Regions from separate parts of the Homo sapiens genome. Here region 1 is linked to region 2. A link is an interaction called in ENCODE POLR2A ChIA-PET data of the cell type or tissue named here. Cell type or tissue: HepG2. All regions are shown on one strand. Each heading gives the region's core, and the rest is flanking DNA. Links, peaks and the distances in the headings are about the cores only. Region 1 holds the start of STAP2 (signal transducing adaptor family member 2). Region 2 overlaps YJU2 (YJU2 splicing factor homolog).

Evidence for each region. ChIA-PET counts read pairs that join two places held together with the same protein. Peaks named below come from ENCODE experiments on the same cell type or tissue, not always from the same donor. Only the 100,000 strongest peaks of a DNase experiment are listed, where the experiment ranks them.
Region 1: POLR2A ChIA-PET joins it to region 2 with 11 read pairs; 21 of 35 experiments call an interaction of 5 or more read pairs at or near these places.

Annotation. Positions count from the first base shown.
Region 1 is chr19:4,335,577-4,340,943 of GRCh38, forward strand. STAP2 (signal transducing adaptor family member 2) reads right to left here and starts at 3,251. Exons shown (of 13, transcript NM_001013841.2): 1 at 3,076-3,251. The coding sequence starts at 3,177. In HepG2, for the core only: no CTCF peak of the experiment used is centred there; DNase peaks (open chromatin) are centred at 2,605 and 3,305; H3K4me3 peaks cover 1,700 bases.
Region 2 is chr19:4,264,144-4,269,510 of GRCh38, forward strand. It overlaps YJU2 (YJU2 splicing factor homolog), which reads left to right. Exons shown (of 8, transcript NM_018074.6): 7 at 3,481-3,631; 8 at 4,441-4,945. The coding sequence ends at 4,553. Among named protein-coding and RNA genes, the nearest start is that of SHD, 12 kb to the right of the region's middle. In HepG2, for the core only: CTCF peaks have their summits at 3,058 (motif pointing right), 3,683 (motif pointing right) and 4,857 (motif pointing right); DNase peaks (open chromatin) are centred at 3,058 and 4,218.

The DNA of each region.
Region 1 (5,367 bases), core at 318-5,317, 71 kb after region 2:
ACAGATACACACATGCATTTACCTAACATTTACTGAAGGCTTTTTATGTGCCAGCCCTGCTCCAGGCACTGGGACTAGAGCAATACAGGATTAAACACTGTATTGCTTCATTATGTACCCACGATGTGCTGTTGGGCAAGTTATTTGAGCTGTCTTTGTCTGTTTCCCCAGCTGTAAAATGGTGATAATAATGGTGCCAACTCTGGAGGATCTCATGAGAATTAGGTGACTTTCCACATGGGAAGCACCAGGGCCTGCGTTGAGTCAAGTCCTCAACACGTGAACTGTGACTACAGCCCTAACTCCCTATTTCAGAAGACAGAAAACTAAGGCTCAAAGATTAAGTCACTTGCATAAGGCCTGGGAGTAAGGAAAGTGTGGAGCCGGGATTAGAACCTGGGTCTTCTTAATTCGGGCCCATGATCTTTTTTGTTTTGTTTTGTTTTGTTTTTAAGAGACAGAGTCTTGCTCTGTCGCCCAGGCTGGAGTGCAGTGGTGCGATCTCGGCTCACTGCAACCTCCACCTCCCAGTTCGAGCCATTCTCCTGCCTCAGCTTCTCAAGTAGCTGGGATTACAAGTGCGCACCACCACATCCAGCTAATTTTTGTATTTTTTAGTAGAGGTGGGGTTTCACTATATGTTGGCCAGGGTGTTCTCGAACTCCTGACCTCAAGTGATCCGCCGGCCTCGCCCTCCCAAAGTGTTGGGATTACAGGCGTGAGCCACTGCACACTGCCTTTTTTTTTTTTTTTTTTTTTTGAGACAGAGTCTCACTCTGTCACCTAGGCTGAAATGCGGTGGCACCATCTCAGCTCACTGCAACCCCCCCGCCCCAGTTCAAGCAATTCTCCTGCCTCAGCCTCCCGAGTAGCTGGGATTACAGGTGCACACCACCACGCCCAGCTATTTTTATTTTTAGTAGAGATGGGGTTTCATCATGTGGCCAGGCTGGTCTTGAACTCCTGACCTCAAGTGATCCTCCCACCTCGGCCTCCCAAAGTGTTGGGTTACAGGCGTGAGCCACCACGCCCGGCCCCCATTATCTTTCTTTTCTTTTTTTTTTCTTTTTGTTTTTGAGAGCAGTCTCGCTCTTGTCCCCCAGGTTTGAGTGCAATGGCTTGATCTTGACTCACTGCAAACTTCGCCTCTCAGGCTCAAATGATTCTCCTGCCTCTGCCTCCCAAGTAGCTGGGATTAAGGCGCCTGGCACCATACCCAGCTAATTTTTGTATTTTTTAGTAGAGACGAGGTTTCACCATATTGGCCAGGTTGGTCTTGAACTCCTGACCTCAGGTGATCCGCCTGCCTCGGCCTCCCAAAGTGCTGGGATTACAGGCGTGAGCCACAAGCCCGGCCTCCCCCATTATCTTTCTTAACTGCAGTGATCTACTGGCTCTAAAGGGTTTGTTGGTTGGGGAGGATTTGGATGTATGGAGGTAGAAGGAAAGTCTACTCCACTACAGGTAAGGGAACCTCAGGGGCAGAGGCGGGGACATGGGCAGGGAGGAGCTGGGGGTGTTTGTTTTGATCTGTATTAGAAAATGAGGCAGTCATGGTGGCTCACACCTCTAATCCCAGCAGTTTGGGAGGCTGAGACAGGAGGATCACTTAAGGCCAGGAGTTTGAGACCAGCCTGGGCAACATAGCAAGACCCCATCTTTTTTTTTTTTTTGAGACGGAGTCTTGCTCTGTTGCCCAGGCTGGAGTGCAGTGGCACGATCTTGGCTCACTGCAACCTCTGCCTCCCAGGTTCAAGTGATTCTCCTGCCTCAGCCTCCAGAGTAGCTGGGATCACAGGCACGCACCACCACGCCCGGCTAATCTTTGTATTTTTAGTAGAGACGGGGTTTCACCATATTGGCCAGGCTGGTCTCAAACTCCTGACTTCAGGTGATCCACCTGCCTCAGCCTCCCTAAGTGCTGGGATTACAGGTGTGACCCACTGCGCCTGGCCAGCAAGACCCCATCTTCAAAAAAAAAAAAAAAAGGCTGGGTGCGGTGGCTCATGCCTGTAATCCCAGCATTTAGAGAGGCCGAGACAGGTGGATCACCTGAGGTCAAGAGTTCAAGACCAGCCGGGCCAACAAAATGAAACACTGTCTTTACTAAAAATACAAAAATTAGGTGTGGTGGTGCGTACCTGTAATCCCAGCTACTCGGGAGGCTGAGGCACGAGAATCGCTTAATCGTTTGAACCTGGGAGGTGGAGGTTGCAGTGAGCCGAGATGGTGCCACTGCACTGCAGCCTGGGTGACAGAGTGAGACTCAGTCTCAAAAATAAATAAATAAAATAAAAGCCAGAAGAGGCAGTGCATGCCTGTGGTCCCAGCTACTCAGGAGGCTGGGGCGGGAGGTTCACTTGAGCCCAGGAGTTTGAGGCTACAGTGAGCCATGATCGTGCCCCTGCACTCTAGCCTGGGTGACAGAGCAACTCTGTCTCTAACAAAAAGAAAGAAAGAAAATGAATATGCGGCATTGGGAAGGAGAGATAGGGCCTCACGGGGAACGGAGGGGCTGGGACTTTATTCTGAGGGAGACATAAGCACACACACACACACACATGCACGCACTGTCCATGGCAACTATCTGTCCTGTGGAATGTGGCCCCCGCTAGCTCTTACTGTCCTCACATGTCACCTGTCCTGGCCTTCGCCCCAGCAGCTGAGGTTCACGGAGTTTTTCCTGGGCTGGGAGCGGGAGGAAGCTCGGGAGTCAGAGGACTCCCCATTTCCTGGAGGAAGTCCCTGATCTTGTTTGTATTCAAGAGAGTGAACGAGAGACAAAAGCAAAGATTGAGACAAAGAGAGAGGGAGACTGAGACAGACATCGGGAGAGACAGACGGGGCCAGGGAGAGAGAAAGAGAAAAAGAAACCAAATTCAAAGACACACGGAGACAGAGATAGACGCACAGAGAGGCAGATGGCCAGAACCCACCCCAGTCCCCCAGCACGTGTCCTGCCCCATCCAGCACCCACCCCGCCCCCCCTTGGCGAGTGGGGAGACAGGGACTCAGAGAGGTGCCGCAGCTCCCCACGGTGGCCCAGCAGGGCCAGCCCCCGCCTCCCCACCTTACCCGGTCACAGGGCCCCTTCTTCTCTAGAAAGCTCTCATAGTAGTGTGAAGGCAGGACACCCTTAGGCTTGGGGACACGGGGTGGCCTCAGGGCAGAGGCCATGACGGAGCCAGGGTCTTCCGCCTGGCCTCTCCTTCCAGTGGGTGCCCCAGCTGGGCCGGGAAGCTGAGAAACAGGTTTCAGGGGAGTTTCCTGTGTCAGCCCGTCAACTCCCTCCCCTGCCAGGGCTGGGCAGAGGCTGATCCCAGCAGGTCCAGTGATCCTAGGGAAATCCCCGCCTCTCCGGTGTGGAACTGAGAACAGAGAGAATGTATAAGTCTACTTGAATGGGAGAATAATCTTCGCTATATCTGCAAAGACAGAGACATGGTCTGTCTCTTTATTTATTTATTTATCTATTTTTCCTATTTTGAGACAGAGTTTCACTCTGTTGCCCAGGCTGGAGTAAAGTGGTATGATCTTGGCTCACTGCGACCTCTGCCTCCCGGGTTCAAGAGACTGCGCTGCCTCCCGGGTTCAGAGACTGAGTCCAAGCTCAGTCTCCTGACTAGCGTGGATTGCAGGTGACCGCCACCACGCCTGGCTAATTTTTGTATTTGTAGTAGAGACGAGGTTTCCCCATGTTGGCCCAGGCTGGTCTCGAACTCCTGACCCCAAGTTTTCTGCCCGCCTCAGCCTCCCAAAGTGCTGAGATTACAGGCATGAGCCACCACACCTGGCCCTTTCTCTTACTTTGATGGACCCTAATGATTACATTGGGCCCACCTGGATAATCCACGCTACTCTCCCTATTTTAAAGTCAGCTGACTAGCAACTTTAATTTCATCTGCAATTTTTCTTTTTTAGACGGTGTCTCATTCTGTTGTCGATGCTGGAGTGCAGTGGCACGATCATAGTTCACTGCAGCCCTGACCTCCCAATCTCAAGCGGTCCTCCTGCCTCAGCCACCCGAAGAGCTGGGACTATAGGTGGGCACCACCACACCCAGCTAATTTATTTTCCTTTTTTAAGGATGAGTTCTCACTATGTTGCCTAGGCTGGAGTACAGTGGGGCGATCATGACTCACTGTAGCCTCGACCTTACAGGCTCAAGTGATCCTCCAGCCTCAGCCTCCAGAGTAGGTGGTACTACAGTTGCATGCCACCACACCTGGCTAATTTTTTTTTTTCTTTTTTTTGAGACAGACTCTCGCTCTGTAGCCCAGGCTGGAGTGCAGTGGCGTGATCTCGGCTCACTGCAAGCTCCGCCTCCCAGGTTCATGCCATTCGCCTGGCTCAGCCTCCCAAGTAGCTGGGATTACAGGTGCCTGCCACCACGCCCAGCTAATTTTTACACTTACTAGAGACAGGTTCTTGCTATGTTGCCCAGGCTGGTCTTTTTTTTTTTTTTTTTTTGAGACAGAGTCTTACTCTGTCACCCAGGCTGGAGTGCAGTGGAGCGATCTCGGCTTACTGCAACCTCTGCCTCCCAGGTTCAAGCAATTCTCCTGCCTCAGCCTCCCGAGTAGCTGGGATTATAGGCACGTGCCACCATGCCCAGCTAATTTGTTTGTATTTTTATTTTAGTAGAGATGGAGTTTCACTGTGTTAGCCAGGATGGTCTTAATCTCCTGACCTTGTGATCCACCTGCCTCGACCTCCCAAAGTGCTGGGATTACAGGCATAAGCCACCGTGCCCGGCCCTCAGGCTAGTCTTGAACTCCTGGGTGCAAGTGATCCTCCAGTCTAGGCCTCCCAAAGTGCTGGGGTTACAGGTGTGTGCCACTGTGCCTGGCGTCTATCTTTAATCTTCAAATCCCTTTGCCACGTATCCTAACGTATTCACAGATTCTGGGAATTAGGGCGTGGATATCTTTAAGAGACCATTATTCTGCCTACCACAGCCTGTTTAATATGGTGGACAATTGATTAATTTTGAATACTGAATCAGTCTTGGGTCCCTGGAGTAAACCCCACTTGTCATGGTGTATAATTCACTTTATATATTGTTAAATTCTACTTTGTAATATTTTGTTAAGGATTTTTGCACGTCTTCATGAGGGATATGGGGTGTAGCTTGCTTTCTTTGTACCGTCTTTATCTGGTTTTGGTATCAGGGTCATAGTTCCATAAAATGAACAGGGAAGTGTCCCCTTCAATTTTCTGGAAGAGATGATGTGAAATTGGTGTTAATTCTTCTTTGAACCTTTGGCAGAATTCCTTAGTGAAACCATCTGGGTCTGGAGATTGCTTTTTTGGGAGTTTTTAAATTACAAATTCAATTTCCTTAGTAGTTACCAGGGCTAGACTTTG
Region 2 (5,367 bases), core at 262-5,261:
CCCAGCTACTCAGGAGGCTGAGACAGGAGAATGGCGTGAACCCAGGAGGTGGAGCTTGCAGTGAGCCGAGATTGTGCCACTGCACTCCAGCCTGGGCGACAGAGCGAGACTCTGTCTCAAAAAAAAAAAAAAAAAAAAAAAAAGAAACGATTGTTCTTTCTTCCTTTTTTGTTTGTTTGTTTGACACAGGGTCTTACTCTGTTGCCCAGGCTGGAGTGCAGTAATGCAGTCCCAGCTCACTGCAGCCTGAACCTCCTAGGCTCAAGCAATCCTCCCACCTCAGTCTCCTGAGCAGCTGGGACCACAGGCACGCACCACCACGCCTGGCTAATTTTTCTTTTCTTTCTTTCTTTTTTTTTTTTTAGACAGTTTCACTCTTGTTGCCCAGGCTGGAGTGCAGTGGTGTGATCTTGGCTCACTGCAACCTTCGCCCCCCGGGTTCAAGCGATTCTACTGCCTCAGCCTCCCAAGTAGCTGGGATTACAGGCGCCTGCCACCATGCCCGGCTAATTTTTGTATTTTTAGTAGAGATGGCGTTTCACCATGTTGGCCAGGCTGATCTAGAACTCCTGACCTCAGGTGATTCACCTGACTCGGCCGCCCAAAGTGCTGGGATTACAGGCGTGAGCCACTGTGCCTGGCCCCTAATTTTTCAAATTCTTTTTGCAGAGATGCGGTCTTGCTGTGTTGCCCAGGCTGGTCTCACGCACCTGGCCTCAAGCAGTTCTCCCGCCAAGGCACAGGGATTACAGACATCAGCCACCATGTCTGGCCCCAAGACATTTTTCTAAAAGACATTTTCTTTGAAGCTGTGTCCTCTGATTAGAGTTCTCACACTGTGGTTCTCACATAAACCACTCCCAGAATTCATTGTCTACAACTTCCTCTCTTCTTTTCTTTTTTTTTTGAATGAATCAACAGAGTAAAGGTACTTTGAAAGCAGTCCAACCTTTTTTGATTTACTCCCTCAGTCTTGTGCCTCTACCTGATTTGATAGCAGGTGTTTTATTTGGTTTTAACGTGATTCACCTTCATCAAGACTTTTCAAACCTTCACCCTAACTTTTATAGGAAGGAATATCTCCACACTTGCGTTTTCTTGGTTTATTTTATTTTTATTTTAGAGATGAGGTCTTGCTCTGTCACCCAGGCTGGAGTGCAGTGACGCGATCACAGCTCGCTGCAGCCTCCAACTCCTGGGCTCAAATGATCCTCCCACCTCAGCCTCTCAAGTAGCTGGGACCCACAAGTGTGTAGTGTGTGCCACCACAGCCAGCTAATTTTTAATTTTCTTTTCTTTTTTTTTTTTTAGAGGCGAGTCTGTATGTTGTCTAGGCTGGTCTCAAACTCCTATCCTCAAGCAGTCCTCCCGCCTTGGCCTCCCAATCCTTAGTTTAGTTTAATGATGATGAGTACCACCTGTAGAAACAGGTTTGGGAACTAACCTAGGTAACTTTTTTTTTTTTGAGACGGTCTTGTTCTTTCGCCCAGGCTGGAGTGCAGTGGCACGGTCTCGGCTCACTGCAACCTCCGGCTCCCAGCCTGTAGCAATTGTCCTGCCTTAGCCTCCTGAGTAGCTGGGATTACAGGCGTGTGCTACCACACCTGGCTAGGTTTTGTATTTTCTTTTTATTAATAAAGAGACGGGGTTTCACCATGTTGACCAGGCTGGTCTCGAACTCTTGACCTCAAGTGGTCCACCCGCCTCGGCCTCCCAAAGTGTTGGGATTACAGGTGTGTGCCTCTGTGCCTGGCCATCTGTGCCTTTTGACTTCTTTTCCTCATTTTGACATCAGCCCAGAGCTACGACATTTTTTTTTTTTTTTTTCGAGACGGCGTCTCGCCCTGTCACCCAGGCTGGAGTGCAGTGGCACGATCTCGGCTCACTGCAACCTCTGCCTCCCAGGTTCAAGCGATTCTCCTGCCTCAGTCTCCCGAGTAGCTGGGATTACAGGCGTGTGCCACCAAGCCTGGCTAATTTCTTGTATTTATAGTAGAGACGGGCTTTCACCGTGTTAGCCAGGATGGTCTCTATCTGACCTCGTGATCCACCTGCCTTGGCCTCCCAAAGTGCCGGGATTAGAAGCATGAGCCACTGCGCCCGGCCCAGAGCCACAACTTTAAGGAGGCCTCTCCACCACCTTAGCAGTGGCCGCCCCTCACACCGTCAGCTTGGCACTCAAGGTCTCTGCCCATTCTCCATCCCACCTAGCCTGCCCTGGCACTTCCTGAATCACACTGTGGCTTCTCATCACGCCTTTACCCATGCCATTCCCCTTACCTGGGATGCCCCCTTTGCCAAGCACTCGCTTGGTGAACTCCTACTCGCCCTTCAATACCCAATGCAAGACGCCCTTCCTCTGAGAAGCTCATCCTCACAATTCAAGCTCACGCACCCTGGCTTCTCTCTCACCCAGATGGATGTTATCCTGGGTATTGGTCTCCTTGTCCCTCTCCCTCCCCACACGGTGAGCTCCGTGAGGGCAGAGCACCCATTGGGACTTCCTTAACCCAGTGGTTACCACTTCCTCTATTTAAACATAAAACAGATTGAAGAGGCTAGATGCAGTGGCTCACGCCTGTCATCCCAGCTCTTTGGGACGCTGAGACGGGAGGATCGCTTGAGCCAGGAGTTTGAGACCAGCCTGGGCAACATAGCGAGATCCCGTCTCTACAAAAATTAAAAATGTTAGCCTGCCATGGTGGCGTGCACCTGCAGGAGGCTGAGGCAGGAGAATCGCTTGAGCCCAGGAGTTCGAGGCTGCAGTGAGCTATGATTGCACCACTGCACTCCAGCCTGGGCAATAGAGTGAGACCTTCCCCCCAAAAAAATTTTTTTAATAATATAGATTAAAGGGTCCCTTCTGTTGCAGTTAAGGAGCTGGAGGCCTTTTCTACCTGCCCCTAACTCTTTCTCAAGGCGGCTTCCTCCATTTTCACTCGTTCTCTCAAGTACATTGAGCACCTCCTTGTGCCAGGAACTGTTTGTGGCACCGCAGAGCCAGCAGTGGGGAAGACAGGAGCTCACGGCAGAGTTGGGGAGAGAGTTATAACAGCCAGCAGAGGGCACTGTGAGCGTGGACATGCAGCCTGCATGTGAGCTTGAACCATGATGGGCTTCTCAGAGGAGGGGTGTCTTGTGTTGGGTATTGAAGGGTGAGTAGGAGTTCACCAAGCGAGTGCATGGAAAAGGGGGCATCCCTGGTGAAGGGAATAGCATGGGTAAAGGCGTGGAGATGAGAAGCCATGGTGTGACTCAGGAAGTGCCAGACCAGGCTATGTGGGATGGAGAATGGGCAGAGGCCTTGAGTGCCAAGCCTAGGGCAGTGGGGAGCCATAGAGGAGTTTAGAGCAGAGGAGGAATGTGGTCAGTGCAGCAGTGGAAGAGTGGGCATGGGGCAGTGAGCAGGGGTTGTGGCGAGGGGCCAGACTGGGCCCTGGATCCGGGCCAGACCCCCACATGTGTCCCCATCACCTGCAGGCCCCAAAGCCCAAGAGGAAGGTGGAGGTCTGGGAGCAGAGCGTTGGCAGCCTGGGCAGCCGGCCCCCGCTGTCGAGGCTGGTCGTGGTGAAGAAGGCAAAGGCCGACCCGGACTGCAGCAACGGGCAGCCTCAGGCGGCCCCCACCCCAGGTAAGGTCACAGAGTTCCCAGAGCCGGGCGCGGTTTCTATAGTGGCCTGTAGGTGGCAGCAGCTCCCTTTGCAGTTACAGAGACTTCATGGGGTGGGTGGGGGCGGCCTGCGACCCCCACAGGACCAATTAGTGGAGTGAGCAGAGAAGGCAGGCGGCTTCTTTTTTTCTTTTTTCTTTTTTCTTTTTTTTTTTTTGAGACAGAGTCTTGCTCTGTTGCCCAGGCTGGAGTGCAGTGGTGCCATCTCGGCTCACCGCAACCTCCGCCTCCCTGGTTTGAGCAGTTCTCTGCCTCAGCCTCCCAAGTAGCTGGGACTACAGCACCACGCCCGGCTAAATTTTTGTATTATTAGTAGAGGTGGGATTTCTCCATGTTGGTCAGGCTGGTCTGGAACTCCCGACCTCAGGTGATCCACTCACCTCGGCCTCCCAAAATGCTGGGATTACAGGCATGAGCCACCGCGCCCGGCCTGTTTTTGTCTTTTAGTTGCCTTAGTATGATGTTTCCTAAGGCGATTAAGTCCACAGTGACTGGACTGTGAACTTTGCGCCATTTCCATTCTTGGCAGCGCACGTTGCCTGCCTGGGCAAGGTTTGCATTGGCCATTGTTCAGAAGCGGAGCTGTTGAGTCCCGGGTGTGCAGATGTAAATCTGCAATGGGTCCCATCAGGTGCCATCCAGAAAGGCCAGGCCATTCACATGCTGTCACCTCTGGACCTTGCAAACCTGCAGAGGTGGCCGGCCCCGTGCCTTGTCCCTGGCCTGTCTGCTGTGGAGCTGAGATGAGCTAACTCTCGCTCTCCCACCAGGAGCCCCGCAGAACAGGAAGGAGGCCAACCCTACACCCCTGACGCCTGGCGCGTCCTCCCTGAGCCAACTGGGTGCATACCTGGACAGTGACGACAGCAACGGCAGCAACTGAGCCCTCCCAGGACCCCCTCACGGGGTCAAAGTCACACGTCCAGCTTCAGCCACATTGAGGCCAGCATTGCTGGTGGTCAGGGCAGGAGGCCTTGGCGTGACTGGAGGCCGGACAGACAAGCGCCAGCGTGCTCCAACACATAGGGCCACCAGGGGCCTCAGCCCCAGGAGGTCCCTTCTCTGTGCCCTCACCAGCCTCTCAACACCTCGGGGACCCCTGCTGCTCCTGCCCCCACCTGTCACTGTGCTTAGGGCTGCAACATCCCTGGAGCAGCTTCCAACACTACTTCAGGGTGGCAGTGTTTGGGGCACTGGGCGAGCCTGCCGGCCTCTAGATGGCCTCATCTCTTCCTTCCACAAACTGTCTAGAACCAATAAAAGGAAACCTGCCAACCGCCTGGGCCCCTTCTCTCTCCCAGAGTCTGATGAGGAGGTCCCAGGACCTCCTCTGTTAGCACAATTCGAGGGTCATTCCACAGAGGTTTGTTTGTGTCTTGAGACAGGATCTCACTCTGTTGCCCAGGCTGGAGTGCGGTAGCGTATTCTTGACTCACTGCAGCCTTGAACTTCCGAGCTCAGGTGATCCTCCCACCTCAGCCTCGCGAGTCGCTGAGACCTCAGGTGGATGCCACCATTCCTGGCTAACTTTTTGTATATTTAGTAGAGACTGGGTTTCATCATGTTGCCCAGGCTGATCTTGAACTCATGGGCTCAAGTGATCCTCCTGCCTCAGCCTCACAAAGTGCTGGGGTCACAGGCATAAGCCACTGTAACAGGCATGAGCCCAGATATTTATATTTAGTTGTCGCCTGAGT